Linked DNA regions of Homo sapiens: region 1 is linked to region 2. The links are chromatin contacts, found by Hi-C or POLR2A ChIA-PET in ENCODE. All regions are on one chromosome and are shown on one strand. Each heading gives the region's core, a stretch centred on a gene start or an enhancer-like site at or near the end of the contact. The rest is flanking DNA. Distances are from core to core; before and after follow the strand shown. Region 1 has its middle 38 kb from the start of CDC25A. Region 2 has its middle 23 kb from the start of MAP4.

The links. A loop is a pair of places that touch in the nucleus more often than their neighbours do. ChIA-PET counts read pairs that join two places held with the same protein, here RNA polymerase II (POLR2A). Pooled maps may share reads with other maps.
Region 1: a pooled map shows a loop between it and region 2 (3-fold over the local background). The contact joins two enhancer-like sites. A Hi-C loop is called at or near these places in 2 of 168 maps with a recorded cell type or tissue (HepG2 and endothelial cell of umbilical vein), 2 of 37 single-sample maps with no recorded cell type and 6 of 50 pooled maps. POLR2A ChIA-PET finds 5 or more read pairs at or near these places in 3 of 52 experiments (BJ, WTC11 and activated CD4-positive, alpha-beta T cell).

The regions. Positions count from the first base shown.
Region 1 is chr3:48,147,342-48,153,946 of GRCh38, reverse strand. No RefSeq gene overlaps it. Among named protein-coding and RNA genes, the nearest start is that of CDC25A, 38 kb to the left of the region's middle. RefSeq lists a silencer at 5,427-5,616. Within about 2 kb of position 2,371, at least 21 of the 41 ENCODE cell types and tissues checked have a DNase peak (open chromatin) inside an H3K27ac peak, as active enhancers do; they include endothelial cell of umbilical vein, where a contact is called at or near this core.
Region 2 is chr3:48,036,459-48,042,406 of GRCh38, reverse strand. It overlaps a transcript of MAP4 not described here and the pseudogene RPS27P30. Among named protein-coding and RNA genes, the nearest start is that of MAP4, 23 kb to the right of the region's middle. Within about 2 kb of position 3,611, at least 11 of the 41 ENCODE cell types and tissues checked have a DNase peak (open chromatin) inside an H3K27ac peak, as active enhancers do; they include endothelial cell of umbilical vein, where a contact is called at or near this core.

The sequences.
Region 1 (6,605 bases), core at 1,122-3,621, 110 kb before region 2:
CCACTGGTACTCAGAGCAAGAAATCAAGAAATACATGGCCAGGCACGGTGGCTCATGCCTGTAATCCCAACACTTTGGGAGGCCGAGGCAAGTGGATCACCTGAGGTCAGGAGTTCAAGACTAGCCTGACCAACATTGTGAAACCCCGTCTCTACTAAATACAAAAAATTAGCTGGGTGTGGTGGTGCATACCTGTAATCCCAGCTACTTGGGAGGCTGAGGCAGGAGAATTGCTTGAACCTGGGAGGCGGAGGTTGCAGTGAACTGAGAATGCGCCGTTGCACTCCAGCCTGGGCAACAAGAGTGAAACTCTGTCTCAAAAAAAAAGAAATACACAAGGAAAGGAAATATTGAAAAAGCCTAAGTTGAAATTTATAAAATTACTGGCCTGCATATTTTATAAATATCAGTGTCATACATGACCAAAGAGAGGCCCAGGAACCGTTCCAGATTAAAGGAGACTCAAGAGACATGACAACTAAATGAAATGTGTGATCTTGGATGGGATCCTGGACCAAACCGAAAAAGAGTACTATAAAGGACATTTTTGGAACATTTGACTACATTGAAATATGAACTTTAATTAGGTAAAATTATTATTATTATTATTATTTTGAGACACAGACTCGCTCTGTTGGCCAGGCTGGACTGCAGTGGCACGATCTTGGCTCACTGCAACCTCCGCCTCCTGTGCTCAAGCCATTCTCCTCCCTCAGCCCCCTGAGTAGCTGGGACTACAGGTACCCGCCACCACACCCAGCTAATTTTTAAATTTTTAGTAGAGATGGGGGTTTCACCATCTTGGTCAGGCTGGTCTCGAACTCCTGACCTCGTGATCCACCCACCTCGGCCTCCCAAAGTGCTGGGATTACAGGCATGAGCTACTGTGACCCACCAGGTAAAATTAGTAACTCAGTGTTAAGTTTCCTGAATTTGATAATTATACTGCAGTTATGTATGAGAACATCCTTGTTCTAAGGAAATAATACACTGAAATATTACAGGTTAAGTGTGTGTGTGTGTGTGTGTGTAAGAGAGAGAAGTAGACAGAGTCAAAGGGAAGAAAGCAAATGCAGCAAAATTTGAAAACGTTAAAATGTATGACTCTTGGCAAAGGGCATAAGGGAATTCTTTGTACTATTCTTGCAACTTTTCTGTAAGCTTTAAATTATTTCAAAAGAAAACATTTTAAAAGGGGGCTGGGCCGGGTGCAGTGGCTCATGCCTGTAATCCCAGCACTTTGGGAGGCCAGCGTGGGTGGATCACTTGAGGCCACGAGTTTGAGACCAGCCTGGGCAACATAGAAAGACGTCTTCTCTATAAAAATAAAAATTGAAATAAGTAAATTAAATAAAAAAGAGGGGCTGTCATGCTGAGCTCCTATGTGGACGGGGGGATCTGGGCAGTGACTGTCCCGATGCCTGAGTGGTCAAGTGTTGAATGTGAGGAGTGCTCCAGAGAAATATCCAGGCTGGTGACAGCAAGTTGTCACACGTATCCAAGTGGCAGTTCTACCAATGTAGAAGACAGGGAAGCAGAGAGAGAGGTTAGAGGCAGGATGCCAGGAAGCCAGGCAGGGAGGGGTAGGGAGCAGCCACAAGGAGGTCTCAGTGATAGGGTTAAGCTCGGCTGCCTGTGGTGGGACATATGTCACTGGTGACCTTGGGACACAAAGCCTGCCCACGCTAGGGTAGGGTAGGGGAAGGACAGGGAGGCGAGGCAGAAACAGCAGCAGGGGAAGACTGGGTGGCATTGGGCATGGCATTGGGCGTGCTCAGCCTCTGTGTGACTGTGACCTGGCAGCTGGGATGGGGGTGGATTACCTAGATGATTCTAAGACCTTAAGATCTTGGTCATTCTGATTTCTAAGCAATGACTCCTGGAAGTTGTGCAAAGCCCAGTCCAGAGTTCCTGCTTGCACGCTCCCAGAACAGAGGAGGCAGAGTCCCTTCCAGTGCTGGCCAGAGCAGGACAGCTCTTCCGCAGGCAAAGTCAAATCCGCACCTCCATACTGTGGCTACTTTGTATATGTTGATTCATTTTCCATTTATGTTTTCTGTTTAGTTTTTCAATATGGATGTCTTTCTTCAATATGAAGTATTTCAGACATACCCACTGTCTGGGAGTACCCACCGTCAAGGGTAAATAAAAACTTCCACCGATAGGCTTTCTTTGCCCTCTTGTTTCACTCTGCTGCCAGGCTGCCACGGGGCTTGGGGCTGTGACCACTGCAATGGCCATAGGAAGACATCAGGTGGCAGTGGTGCCCCAGGTTTGTCTCCTCAGGTATCTCGGCCTTCTAGCTCCTCTCCTCCAGAGCCAGTCAGTAACTGGGAGGAGCTGGGGGCTCTCCAGGAGCTTCCCACCCCTTCCCCTGCCCTGGCTTCCAGCTGCATTTAATGGCACTTTGCCTGCTCTGAGTACAGGAAAAGCTGTGGCTGTTCCTTGTCCAAGCCGCAGTTCCCAATGGCCTAGTTCAAGCATGTGTTTCATGCACCACAGTGCAAGGGCTCCCAAAGGGGAAAAAAGGGAAGAGGGCTGGTTTGGATTATTAGCATTTTGTATTTTTAATAAATGCATCAATGTGGTCATCATGGAAAAATGTCCGATCTTTGTGGGGTTTATTTACACTTCCTTCCTAGTTTACTTTGGGTGACGCAGGGTGGATCATAGGCCTTAACCTTCTAAAGCACAGCCTCTTTCCCCTGGCGGCTTCCTAGACTCTGATGAAGAAATAAGGCCTACTTTCTGATTCCGGTCTGCCCCTGACCAGTGGTGTGACACTGAGCAGAACACTTCACTTCTCTGGACCAGAGGTCTCAAGTATAAAGGATGAGCTTGGGCAACCTCCCCATCCTCCCCCAAGGACTCCTCACTATTCCTGTTCTTTGGGACCTCCTTACCTTTGCTGACACCTGCAGGGAATGCCTTTCTTTTTCCACAGAACTCTTTTTTCTTTTTTGGAGACAGAGTCTCACTCTTGTTGCCCAGGCTGGAGTGCAGTAGCAGGATCTCGGCTCACCACAACCTCCGCCTCCCAGGTTCAAGCGATGCTCCTGCCTCAGCCTCCTGAGTAGCTGGGATTATAGGCACCTGCCACCACTCCTGGCTAATTTTTGTATTTTTCGTAGAGACAGGGGTTTCACCATGTTGTCCAGGCTGGTCTCAAACTCCTGACCTCAGGTGATCCGCCTGCCTCAGCCTCCCAAAGTGCTGGGATTACAGGCATGAGCCACTGCTCCCAGCCTTCCACAGACTTATTCTTTTTAGGAGGGTTGGGGATGGGGAATAGGGTTTCGCTCTGAGTAGCTGGGACTATAGATGCACACCATCACACCCAGCTAATGTTTTTTTAAAATTTTTTTTGTAGAGACAAAGATCTCCCTATGTTGCCCAGACAGGTCTCAATCTCCTGGCCTCAAGTGATCCTCCCACCTCAGCCTCCCAAAGTGCCGAGATTATAGGAATGAGCCAATGCATCTGCCCTCTGATTCATTCTTGTAAACATAAATAATATAATTGTCCGGCTGGGTGCAGTGGCTCACACCTGTAATCCCGGCACTTTGGGAGGCCTAGGTGAATGGATCGCTTGAGCTCAGGAGTTCAAGACCAGCCTAGGCAACATGGCGAAAACCTGTCTCTACAAAAAAATACAAAAAATTAGCCAGGTGTGGTGGTGTGTGCCTGTAGTCCCAGTTACTCCAGAGGCTGAGGTGAGAGGATTGCTTGAGTCTGGGAGGTGGAGGTGGCAGAGAGCCGAGATTGTGCCACTGTACTACAACCTGGGTGACAGAGTGAGACCCAGTCTCGAAAATAAAAATAAAAATAAAAATAAATAAATAGGCCGGGTGCGGTGGCTCATGCCTATAATCCCAGCACTTGGGAGACCTGAGGTCAGGAGTTCGACACCAGCCTGGCCAACATAGCGAAACCCTGTCACCACTAAAAATACAAAAATTTAGCAGGGCATGCTGGCAGGTGCCTATAATCCCAGCTACTTGGGAGGCTGAGAAGGAGAATCACTTGACCCAGGAGGCGGAGGTTGCAGTGAGCGGAGTTCGCACCACGGCACTCCAGCCTAGGCAACAGAGCAAGACTCCATCTCAAAAATAAAAATAAAAATAGACCGGACGTGGTGGCTCATGCCTGTAATCCTAGCACTTTAGGAGGCCGAGGTGGGCGGATCGCCTGAGGTCAGGAGTTCGAGACCAGCCTCGCCAACATGGCAAAACCCTGTCTCCACTAAAAATACAAAAATTTAGCCAGGCGTGATGGCAGGCGCCTGTAATCCCAGCTACTCGGGAGGCTGAGGTAGGAGAATTGCTTGAACCTGGGAGGGGCAGGTTGCAGTGAGCTGAGATTGCGCCATTGCACTCCAGCCTGGGCGACAAGAGCAACACTTTGTCTCAAAAAACAAAACAAAACAAAAAAAGCCTGGCCAACACAACGAAACCCTTTCTCTACTAAAAATACAAAAACTAGCCAGGCGTGGTGGCAGGGGCCTGTAATCCCAGCTACTTGGAAGGCTGAGGCAGGAGAATCACTTGAACCTGGGAAGCAGAGGTTGCAGTGAGCTGAGATCGCGCCACTGCACTCCAGCTTGGGCGACAGAGTGAGATTCCGTATGGAAAAAAGGAATGTAAAACTCGATGGGATAAACTACAGTTTAGAATTAGATCCAACTGGGCCAGGCACGGTGGCTCACACCTGTAATCCTAGCACTTTGGGAGGCCGAGACGGGCGGATCACCTGAGGTCGGGAGTTTGAGACCAACCTGACCAACATGGAGAATCCCTGTCTCTACTAAAAATACAAAAATTAGCCGGGTTTGGTGGCACGTGCCTGTAATCCCAGCTACTCAGGAGGCTGAGGCAGGAGAATTGCTTGAACCTGGGAGGCAGAGGTTGTGGTGAGCCAAGATCACACCACTGCACTCCAGCCTGGGCAACAGGAGTGAAACTCCATCTCAAAAAAAAAAAAAAAAAAAAAAAGAATTATTAAATCCAACTGGAGAGAGAGCTAATATGCTGGAGAAATGTGGTGTTAGAAGATTATTTGGAATGGAATGAGATACATACTTATGACACTTAGGAAACCATGAAATAGGTGGAAAGAGACAGAACATCCTGAGAAAATCTAACTATATCAAATTTGAGTCCCAGAAGGAAAGAAAAGAAAGAATAGGAGAAAGGCAATTTTTGTTTTTGTTTTTGTTTTTCTGAGACGGAGTCTCACTCTATTGCCCAGGCTGGAGTGCAGTGGCACGGTCTTGGCTCACTACAACCTCCACCTCCAGGGTTCAAGCCATTCTCCTGCCTCAGCCTCCCAAGTAGCTGGGATTACAGGCACGTGCCACCAAACCCGGCTAATTTTTGTATTTTTAGTAGAGACAGGGTTTTACCTTGTTGGCCAGGCTGGTCTTGAACTCCTGACTTCGGGTGATCCGCCTTCCTCAGCCTCCCAAAGTGCTGGGATTACAGGTGTGAGCTACCATGCCCGGCCAAGAAAGGCATTTTTTTCTTTCTTTCTTTTTTTTTTTTAGATGGAGTCTCACTCCGTCACCCAGCTCCATGGAGTGCAGTGGCACTATCTCAGCTCAACCTCTTCCTCCCGGATTCAAGCTATTCTCCTGCCTCAGCCTTCCGAGTAGCTGGGATTACAGGCATGCGCCACCATGCCCAGCTAATTTTTGTATTTTTAGTAAAGACGGGGTTTCACTATGTTGGCTAGGATGGTCTCAATCTCTTGACTGCATGATCTGCCTGCCTCAGCCTCCCAAAGTACTGGGATTACAGGCGTGAGCCACCGCACCTGGCAAGAAAGGAACTTTTTAAAGAAAGAATACCTGATGAACACCTTAAATCCCCAAAATCAAGAAATCCCATGAATCCCAAGCAGAGTAAATAAGAAATCCACATTTGGGTATGTAACGAGGACAGAATACCAAAGACACAGGATACCAAAGTGCATGCTGAATAGAAAGCCAGAGGACCAACACAGAGACAACACGTAGCTGCTGCTCAGCAGCAACAGTGGAAGACTACGGCAACATGGAAATACTGCAAGCCTCGCTGTACTCTCACCCTTCCTAATCCCATGTCCTCTGAAAAGATAGCCCCTATTAAGTTAGGGGTGTACCTTCTAGACCTTTTCTATGCATGTATAAATATACATAATGTATATGGATATGGATGTGTGCATCTATATTTATGTTTATTATTATTATTATTTTTTTTTGAGACAGAGTCTGACTCTGTCGCCCAGGCTGGAGTGCAGTGGCGTGATCTTGGCTCGCTGCAAGCTCAGCCTCCCGGGTTCACGCCATTCTCCTGCCTCAGCCTCTCCAAGTAGCTGGGACTACAGGCACCCGCCACCACGCCTGGCTAATTTTTTGTATTTTTAGTAGAGATGGGGTTTCATCGTGATCTCAATCTCCTGACCTCGTGATCCGCCCGCCTCGGCCTCTCAAAGTGCTGGGATTACAAGCGTGAGCCACAGTGCCCGGTCTATTATTTTTTTTTTTTTTTAGAGATGGAGTCTCACTATGTTGCCCAGGCTGGTCTCAAATTCCCAGACTTAAGACACCCCTCTGCCTTAGCCTCCCT
Region 2 (5,948 bases), core at 2,362-4,861:
CAGGTGTGTGTGGAAAAAACAAACTCCGTTTCTCCTACTGCTGATATTCTTATAGCACCCTACTGAAAGCAGATGTGTGGGGATTTCTCCCCACCAGCAGGCAAGCAAGCAGTCATTTCTGCAGCTGACAGCCACTCAATTCTGACATAATCAACCTGGAGATAGCATCAAGATTCCACAGGTTGAGGGCTCAGTTTCCAAGACTGCCTCTCCCCACACTTCACATGCCAGTTGTAAGCTCCCGCTTATTTTACCTGTGCTTCTGACTGACTGGCTATAAATTGGTGTTCCCATTTATAGCCATGGGCTTAACTTGCTAGAGCAGCTCGCACAACTCGAAAACACATGTTTACCAGTTTATTACAAAGGATATTTTAAAGGATACACATAAATAGCCAGCTGAAGAGATATATAAGACAAGGTCTGGAAAGGTCCTGAGAGCAGGAGCATCTCTCCTGGTGGAATTCGGGTGTGCTACCCTCCCAGGACTTTGTCTGTGCTTATACTAGTACCACATTGTCTTGACTATTATAGCTTTCTGTAGTATGTTATGAAAGTGGAAAGTATGTGTCCGTCAACCTTGTTTTTATTTCAGGGTTGTTTTAGCTATTCTGGGTCCCTTGAATTTCCATATGAATTTTAGGATTGATTGTCAATTTCTACAAAGAAGCTTGGTGTGATTTTCATGTATTTTTTTGGACACAGGGTCGCACCGCATCACCCAGACTGAGATGGGGTTTTGCCATGTTGCCCAGGCTGGTCTTGAACTCCTGGGCTCAAGTAATAATGCCCAGTTTGGCCTACCAAAGTGTTGGGATTACAGGAGTGAGCCACTGTGCCTGAATCTGTAGATCAGTTTGGGAAGCATTGCCATCTTAGCAATGTTAAATCTTCTGATCCATGAACTTAAATGTCTTTCCATTTATTTAAATCTTCCTTAATTTCTTTCAGGAATTTTTTTTTTTTAATTTTTCAGAGTATAAATTGTTCACTTCAGCCGGGCACGGTGGCTTATGCCTGTTATCTCAGCACTTTGGGAGGCCAAGGCAGGTGGATTACCTGAGGTCAGGAGTTTGAGACTAGCCTGACCAACATTATGAAACCCCATTTCTACTAAAAATACAAAAATTAGCCGGGCATGGTGGCATGTGCCTGTAATCTCTGTTACTCAGGAGGCTGAGGCAGGAGAATCGCTTGAACCCGGGAGGCGGAGGTTGCAGTGAGCCAAGATTGTGCCACTGCACTCCAGCCTGGGCAGCAGGAGCAAAACTCCATCTCAAAATAAATAAATAAATTGTTCACTTCTTTTAAGTATTTTTTTATGCTATTTTAAGCAGAATTGTTTTCTTAATATCATTTTTGGATTGTTGACGCAGGTACTTGGTGCATTTAAAATACAATTTTATTGGCTGGGCATGGTGGCTTATACCTGTAATCCCAGCACTTTGGGAGGCCAAGGCTTGCAGATACCTGAGGTCAGGGGTTCAAGACCAGCCTGGCTAACAACGGCAAAACCCCGTCTCTATCAAAAATACAAAAATTGGCTGGATGTGGTGGCGCACGCACGCCTTTAATCCCAGCACTTTGGGAGGCTGAGGCGGGCAGATCATAAGGTCAGCAGTTCAAGACCAGCCTGACCAATTGGTGAAACCCCGTCTCTACTAAAAATACAAAAATTAGCTGGGTGTGGTGGCGCATGCCTATAGTCCCAGCTACTCAGGAGGCTGAGGCAGGAGAATTGCTTGAACCTGGGAGGCAGAGGCTGCAGTGAGCCGAGGTTGCGGCACTGCACTCCAGCTGGGTGACAGTGAGACTCTGTCTTACAAAATAAATAAATAGGCTGGGCGCGGTGGCTCACGCCTGTAATCCCAGCACTTTGGGAGGCCGAGGCGGGCGGATCACAAGGTCAGGAGATCGAGACCGTCCTGGCTAACATGGTGAAACCCCATCTCTACTAACAATAAAAAAAAATTAGTTGGGCATGGCTGCAGGCGCCTGTAGTCTCAGCTACTCGGGAGGCTGAGGCAGGAGAATGGCCTGAACCCAGGAGGCGGAGCTTGCAGTGAGCCGAGATCACGCCACTGAACTCTAGCCTGGGGGACAGAGCAAGATGCCGTCTCAAAAAAAAATAAAAAAATAAAAATAAATAATATGATTTTGTCAAATTTAAAACCTTAAGATCCTATTGGCTTGTAATAGCAAGGAGTAGAAGCGTGGATTGTAGAATGTTCTTATGAAGGCTTTATTTCATCAATGGCTTTTAAGCACTTTGGGGTCAGACTTTGAGCTGTTAGTGATTGTTTTTGAGCTGTAGTCCTTAGAGATTCCAAACTGATGACTGCATATGTCACTTGTATAGTCAATGTGACTGGTTTTCAAAAGCCCTTTCAGTTATAGAGCCAATGACTGGGCAACAGAAATGCCTTTCATTTATATCATTCTTCTGTTTTCTTGGTGCAAAGGGCTGTAGTTAAGAGGAACAGTTAGATTTTAGTGGCTTACCAAGTTGCTTTAGAGGAAGTCTATGAAAGGACTGTTGAGCCAAACAATGTTCAGATTAAAAACCAGTCTGTTAGCAGGACAGAATCCTCTTGCAGATACTTTGTTTAACCTTTAACTTAGTGCAAGAAGAGTTCAAGCTATGACTTTTGAGATTAAATCTTAAATTATGTAAGCATGTTTCTGATAAGGATTGTTTTATCATCTGCATCAGAACCATTTGGACTGCTTTAAAATACAGATTTCTGGACTCCTACCCAGATTTACTAAATCAAATTCTGGGAATAGAACTTCATAATCTCTTTTAAACCACCTTTCCATGGGATGTCCACGTTAAAGTTTGAAAACTACTTTTATTTATTTTTGGCATCCATATGTGTTTATTGATATAGTTTCCCACTCATCTTGATTCAGGGTTCTTTCAGTGCTGTCTCTATCTGAAGGAGAGCCTTCCTGTAGGCTGGCAGAGGACAGCAGAGCAGCCAGACACACAACTACTATTGTGCATGACTGACGACCATGGTGATTTTATAGCATCCTGGGCATTTCACGTTCAGGAAGTAAGAATTGGGGCTCTGCACCAGGCACTTCTTGTGCTTGCTCTTTTTTTCTGGAGAGGGAGGGAGATTCTTTGTGAGAGGCCTGTTCTCGTGAGGGGATCGTCAGCACTGGAAAACTGAAAACCAGTTTTAATAGTACCTCTTTCTGTTAAGAGATTGGTTTTTACCAGGACTGAAATTTTTCAAATTATGACTCACTGCCAACTATTTTTTCTGTTGCTGTTTTTGTTTGTTTGTTTTTTTTGAGACAGAGTTTCCCTCTGTCTCCCAGGCTGGAGTGCAGTGGTATGATCTCGGCTCACTGCAGCCTTTACCTCCCCAGGCTTAGGTAATTCTCCTATCTTAGCCCTCCCAAATAGGTGGGACTATAGGCGTGCATCACCATGCCTGGCTAATTTTTGTATTTTTTGTAGAGACTGGATCTCACCATGTTGCCCAGGCTGATCTTGAACTCCTGGGCTCGTGTGATCTGCCTACCTCAGCCTCCCAAAATGCTGGGATTACAGGCATGAGCCATCGCCCTTGGCCTACAGCCAACTCTTAAAAGCAAAACAACACTAGAAGATAATGGAATAGAAGATTTCAGTAGGCCGGGCACAGTGGCTCACGCCTGTAATCCCAGCACTCTGGGAGGCCGAGGCGGGCGGATCACGAGGTCAGGAGCTCAAGACCATCCTGGCTAACACGGTGAAACCCCGTCCCTGCTAAAAATACAAAAAATTAGCTGGGCGTGGTGGCAGGCGCCTGTAGTCCCCGCTGCTTGGGAGGCTGAGGCGGGAGAATGGCATGAACCTGGAAGGCAGAGCTTGCAGTGAGCCAAGATCGTGCCACTGCACTCCAGCCTGGGCAACAGAGTGGGACTCCATCTCAAAAAAAAAAAAAAAAAAAGTTTCAGTGCATTGTACATAGTATGGATGAGTATTGATTTATAAAACTTCTGTTTCATTTATATATGTGTATGTGAATATGGATCATAATATAAATTTTTTTTTGCCATGGATGGTGATAAAAAGAAAAAAATGAAGACTTGAGAATTAGAAAAACACATATTTTTCTTTCCTTCACTCTTTCATACGTTCTTTTGCATCTGCCATGCTCCTGGAACTGGGATAGGTGCTGGGTGAGCATCCAAATATTCCGAAAATCCTCACTCTTTTTTTTTTTTTTTTTTCTTTTTTTGGAGATGGAGTCTTGCTCTGATGCCCAGGCTGGAATGCAATGGCGTGATCTCGGCTCACTGCAAACTCCACCTGCTGGGTTGAAGCGATTCTCTTGCCTCAGCCTCCTGAGTAGCTGGGATTATAGACGCCTGCCACCAATGCTTGGCTAATTTTTGTATATTTAGTAGAGATGGCATTTTGCCATGTTGGCCAGGCTGGTTTCAAACTCCTGACCTCAGGTGATCCACCCACCTTGGCCTCCCAAAGTGCTGGGATTACAGGCGTGAGCCACTGTGCCTGGCCGAAAATCCTCACTCTTGAGCTCACAGTTTATAGAGGGTAATAGGCACATAAATAATAAAGTGGTATAGTAGAAGCACATGTCATACATTAACTGTGTACTAGAAGTACATATCATATAGAGTGCTCCTGAAGTCATGGCGACTTTCATAGGGATGGAGGTAGGTTGAGGGGTAGGTACTGAAAATATTGAAGCTGGGTGCTGTGGTTCACACCTGTAATCCTAGCACTTTGGGAGGCCAAGGTGACAGGATCGCTTGGGCCCAGGAGTTTGAGACCAGCCTGGGCAACATGGAGAAGCCCTGTCTCTACAAAAAATACAAAAATTAGCCAGGCATGGTGGCATGTGCTTGGAGTTCCAGCTACTTGGGAGGCTGAGGTGGGAGGATCACCTGAGCCTCAGGAGATCGAGGCTGCAGTAAGCCAAGATTGTGTCACTGCACGCCAGCCTGAGTAACAGAATGAGACCCTGTCTCATAAATAAATAAAGTGAAAAGGTGGAGAAGAAGAATAGCATTTTAATTATTAAGCGTGAAAGAATTATTTTAGTATTGAAGATGGACAATAATTGATATAAATCATTTTTGATTTAGTATTCTTATCCACTCTTATTCATATGTTACTCATTCTGATGCAGCTTTTGAGTATATAGGATCAATCCAGCACATGAAGAGCTAAAGGGAGGTTCTGTACCTCTTGTGACAGCTTTTCCTATTCTTGGAGGGACCCTTTTTTACTTTCCTCAGAACTTTATTTACTAGAGTTTATTTCCTTTTTAGATTTTATTTCATGTTGATGCTAGTATTCTTACTGAATGTATTCTGACCCACTAAGAATCAATGACAGGGTAGGGAGGTGTAGTTGAGATTTGGGGAGAGCCTTATGCATTTCATAGGGGTCCAAATTCTGTATCTGATTTTTGGCTTCAGAATACTTTTCAGGCTGTAAGCCAGTAACCTCATTTTAGTCTTTATCTCTCAGCCTTATAGTCATCTTTTGTTTTATCTTACTGTAGGCTAACATTCACCATTAGAAAGTCAGACAGCTGGTCTACACACCAGAAGATACTATATTAGCTTTCATTGCTTATGTTTGCCTGTTGCAGGCTCTTTTGTTTACATCAGCCGCCTTCACTCATTTGGTTTTCATATGCATACTGATTGATACATATAAACTTAGGGAGATTCACTCTAAACAGTGCTCTTGATCTATTTTGTGTTTCTTAAGTGTTTTAGCTCAGAGACTGGTACTGTTTACATAGAAAGAACAGCCTCGTCAAGAGTCTGGAGGGGCATACCCTATGTCACAGCATTTGGCCATAGCTCTATACATGACGATATCAAGAAGGCGCCCCCTTGGACCTACGAAGACAGAAGGCACATTCATGTACTTTGAGTACACAGAAATATGATAAATGATGAATAACAAC